Regions from separate parts of the Homo sapiens genome. Here region 1 is linked to region 2. Evidence: chromatin loops called from intact Hi-C (ENCODE). Cell type or tissue: endothelial cell of umbilical vein. All regions are shown on one strand. Region 1 has its middle 3.5 kb from the start of ADGRG6. Region 2 overlaps VTA1 (vesicle trafficking 1).

What was found. A loop is a pair of places that touch in the nucleus more often than their neighbours do. Peaks named below come from ENCODE experiments on the same cell type or tissue, not always from the same donor. Only the 100,000 strongest peaks of a DNase experiment are listed, where the experiment ranks them.
Region 1: it touches region 2 in a loop (8-fold over the local background); 2 of 110 quality-filtered maps call a loop at or near these places.

What each region holds. Positions count from the first base shown.
Region 1 is chr6:142,297,232-142,299,731 of GRCh38, forward strand. No RefSeq gene overlaps it. Among named protein-coding and RNA genes, the nearest start is that of ADGRG6, 3.5 kb to the right of the region's middle. In endothelial cell of umbilical vein, no CTCF peak of the experiment used is centred here; a DNase peak (open chromatin) is centred at 1,170; H3K27ac peaks cover 1,821 bases.
Region 2 is chr6:142,209,327-142,211,826 of GRCh38, forward strand. The region is part of intron 7 of VTA1 (vesicle trafficking 1); the gene reads left to right. Among named protein-coding and RNA genes, the nearest start is that of LINC02919, 49 kb to the right of the region's middle. In endothelial cell of umbilical vein, no CTCF peak of the experiment used is centred here; a DNase peak (open chromatin) is centred at 1,495; H3K27ac peaks cover 1,067 bases.

The DNA.
Region 1 (2,500 bases), 88 kb after region 2:
GTAGCATATATGGGGTGGCATATCTTGATCCCCTTCACTAGTTTATCTTACAAAGCCTGTTCTATTGCTCACAAGGTACATAACTTGGCCTACTGCATTCTCTTAAAAAGAGAAAAATGAGAAGCTATCTCTTCTCTCATGTTAGGAAAGAGGTTGGGTGGGGGAGGGGCGGTTTGTGAGATCAGGGAGTTGAGTGGTTTCCAAGAGAAGCTGTGTACCCTGCCCCTCAGATAGAGGCCCAGGAAGGCGGCAAGCCCACAAAGAGAGAAGGGCTGCTTGGAGGGGGCCAGGCTTATGAAGACTGTGATAGGCCATCAAGGGAATCAAGAAAGAGCCTGAAAGAGCCTCACTTACCAGACTGACATTCTATGTGGACCAACGGCCAGCGACCAAAAAGGTTGATATCTACTGACACAAGTAAGCCAAAGACCACTTTCTTCTACCCTCTCTGCTGAAGAAAGCAAGAAACTTGATGAAACAGGAGGACTTGGATTAAGGCAGAATGAAACATAAACATATAAATTTCCAATTGGGTTGAATTATTTACAAATATATATTTATTAATCTACTTGATTTGTAGAATAAAATTTATATATACTCCCTGGCACACAGAAGGTCATTATAGTTACTATTCCTGCTATATTTTATTTCATGTGTATGTCCATCTCTTTTTGGTTAATCTGATGCTTAATTGTATGTGTCAACTTGGCTTGGCCACGGTGTTCAGATATTTGGTCAAACATTATTTTGCATATGTCTGTGAAGGTGTTTCTTGGATGAGATTAACATTTGAATCACTGGACTTTGCATAATGCCCTCTAGGTTCATCCATGTTGTCACAAATCACAGAATTTGTGTTGCTGAAACAATTTTTTGCTGCTCAAAAAGTCAACACTAATTTTTATTTACACAACAGTAATATCCAGTTCAGGAATGGTAAGAATCTCACTGTCATCAGGGCTGAGGTTTGAAATCCACTTTGAGTACATTGCAAAGAGGGCTGACGTTGACTCACATGCACACAGGAAAGGGCAAGTCACATGTGTGGTGAGGAGCCAGACACTGAATGGTTAAAATAACTAGGGCTGTCAAAACTGAATGAAGGAAGGCTGAACAGAGAGATGATAACTGTCTTCAGATATTTGAAAGGCTTATTGTGGATGACAGAATGTGCTTGTTCTGAATGGGAGTTGAAAGCATGAATGTTTGATTCAACCCACAGAAAGAGGAAGCTTCTCACAGTTGAGTGTGCATCAATGTTAAGGGATTCAAACAGATGTTCAATATTCATTTTGTCTGGAATGTTGTCAGAGGATTCCTGTATGTAGAGGAATGTGGTCTTGGCACTTTTCAGTTTAGGATAATGATAATAGGTCGGGCAGAGACAACTAATATTAGCAAATTTCAGGAAATATGCTGAGTGCTTCATGTCATTAGAATGTCTAATGACATCAGAATGTCTCACTGAATCTGCCTAACAGCTCTACGAGTTAAACACTATAAGTATTATTATTCTTATTTTACAAATCAAGCTTAGTTTACATAGTAAACTGCCAGAGTTCACAATGCTGAGAAATCACAGGGTCAAGTTTAGAATCCAGGTCTATTGCATTAAAAGACTATGTACTTTCCACTATACACTCCATTTTCCTAACATGCTTTTTCAAAAGAAAAGAACAAATTCTTAGTTTGAGGACAAAACTGTCAAAATATACAGATTTTATTAACAAACTGACCAATGAAAGGCACTGATTCATTGAAATATTTTAGCTATGATTCTGATCATATATTAATTTCAATGCATAAAATTATGAACATTTTAACATATAATAATGGCACGTGTGAAAACTACTATCTTCTTGATGTATGTCCATTTTTTTTCGGTTAATGTCATGGTTCATTTTATGTGTTAACTTGGCTTGGCCATGGTGTCCAGATTTGGCCAAACGTTATTCTGTGTGTGTCTCTGATGGTGTTTCTTGGATGAGATTAACATTTGAATCAGTGGGTCTTGCATAATGTCCTCTAGGTCCATCCACGTGTCACAAATGACAGAATTTCTAACTTAAAGGTTGAACGGCATTCTGATGTGTATATATTCCACGTTTTCTTTACCCATTCATCCACTGATGGACAGAAAGAGAAATAGCAAATAATCTCACTTATATGTGGAATCTGAAACAAACTCATAAGAGTAGAGAGTACAATGGTGGTTACCAGAGGCTAGAGGGTGAGGTGGGGTGGAATGGTGAAATGTTGGTCAAAGGATACAAAGTTTCAGTTAGAAGGAATAAGTTTTTGAAATCTATTTCACAGCATTGTGAATATAGATAATAATGCCTTGCATATTTCAAAATTGCTAAATTTCAAATGTTCCTATCACAAAAATGATAGACATGTTAATTAGCTTGATATAATCATTCCACATGGAATAAAAATATAAAAATATCACATTGTATCCCATAAATATATACAATTATAATATGTCAATTAAAGATAA
Region 2 (2,500 bases):
CTAACTAAAGAAGTTAGTTATTAATAACTAACTATAATATTCCGTTGTGTATATACACTATGTGTATATATTAATAACTAAGAAAAACTATATAAAATTCTGATGAACATAATACAAAAAATGTAATACAAAAAAATATAAAATACCTGGGAATCGATCTAACTAAAGCAGTTAGTTATTAATAACTAACTATAATATTCCATTGTATATATACACTATGTGTATATATTAATAACTAAGAAAAACTATATAAAATTCTGTTGAATGTAATACAAAAAATGTAATACAAAAAATACAAATACAAAAAAAAATACCTGGGAACCGATCTAACTAAAGAAGTTAGTTATTAATAACTAACTATAATATTCCATTGTGTATATATTAATAACAGAAAAACTATAAAAAATTCTGATAAATGTAATAGAAGTAGACACATAAAAAATGGAAAGATACTCCATGCTTATGGATTGGAAGAATTAATATTATTAAAATGACAATACTACCCAAAGCAATCTACAGATTCTGTGCAATCCCTATCAAAATGCCAAAGACATTCTTCACAGAATGACATTTTACCAAAAAAAAGAACCCTAAGATTTATGTAGAATGATAGAAGACCCTGAATAGTAAAAGCAAAACTGAGCAAGAGGAGCAAAGCTAAAGGCATCACACTATGTGACTTCAAAATTTACTACAAAGCTATGATAACCAAAACAACATGGTACTGGCATAAAAAACAGACACATGGACCAGTGGAACAGAATAGAGAATCCTGATATACATTTATGCATTTACAACCAACTTATTTTTGACAAAGATGCCGAGAACATACAATGGGGAAAGGACAATTTTTTCAATAAATAGTGCTGGGAAAACTGGATAACTATATGCAAAAGAATGAAAGTAAACCCCCATCTCTCATCCTACACAAAAATCAAGTCAAAATGGATTAAAGACTTACATCTGAAACCTCAAATCTAAGACCTATGAAACTTATAGAAGAAAACATTAGAGAAATGCTCCAGGACATTGGTCTATGCAAAGATTTTTTTGTGTGTAAGACCTCGAAAGCATAGGCAAATAAAGCAAAAATGGCCAAATGGGATTAGATCCAGCTAAAATGCTTCAGCATGGCGAAGGAAAAAATCAACAAAGTGAAAAGACAACCCATGGAATGGGAGAAAATATTTGCAATCCATCTATCTGACAAGGGATTAATAACCAGAATATATAAGGAACTCAGACAACTCAATAGCAAAAAACAAATAATGCAATTCAAAAATGGGCAAAAGATCTAACATTTCGTATATGAAGAAATGCTCAGCATCACTAATCATCAGAGAAATACAAATCAAAATCACATTGCATTATCATTTTACCCTAGTTAAAATGGCTCATACCAAAAGACAGGCATAGAGAACAGTGCAGAGGTTTCTCAAATAACTAAAAATAGAAGTACCATATGATTCAGCAGTTCCAAAGGAAAGGAAAACAATATCCAAAAGAAAGGAAATGAATATGCTGCGAGAAATCTACACTCTCATGTTTATCGCAGCACTATTCACGGTAGCCAAAAAATGGAATCAACCTAAATGGCTATCAGTGGATGAATGAATAAAGAAAATGTGGTGTGTATACACAATGGAATATTATTCAGCCAAAAAAAGGAAAAGAATTCTGTTATTTGCAGCAACATGGATAGAACTAGAGGTCATTGTTTGAAATAAAATAAGCCAAGCACAGAAAGACACATATCGTATGTTCTCACTCACATGTGGGAGCTAAAAAAGGTGGATCTCGTGAAAATAGAGGTAGATTAGTGGTTACCAAAGGCCAGGAAGGAAAGGGGGAAGGAGTGGAGGATGAAAGTGGAAAAAAAAGAATATACGTGTTTTTATTACCACTGAAATGTATGCTTTGAAACTGTAAAGATGGCAAATTATACATGAATATTTTACCTTCATAAAAAATAAATGTAAAAAGTAAAATACAAAACTATAAAACATGTAAAAGATAGCATAAGAGAAAATCCAGATGACTTTGGGTTGAGCAATGACTTTTTAAATGCATGACCTATAAAAGAAAGAAATGATAACGCAGATTTCATTAAGATTAAAATTTTCTGCCCTTCTAAAGATGCTGTCAAGAAAATGAAAAGACAGATCACGAGGTCAGGAGATCAAGACCATCTTGGCTAACACGGTGAAACCCTATCTCTACTAAAAATACAAAAAATTAGCCGGGCGCGGTGGCAGGCGCCTCTAATCCCAGCTACTCGGGAGGCTGAGGCAGGAGAATGGCATGAACACGGGAGGCAGAGCTTGCAGTGAGCTGAGATAGCACCACTGCAGTCCGGCCTGGGCGAAAGAGCGAGACTCCATCTCTTAAAAAAAAAAAAAAAAATGAAAGGACAAGCCACAGACTGAGAGAAAACATTGCAAAAGGCTTATCTGATTAAGGACTGTTAACAAAATATACGTAGAACTCCTAAAGAACAATA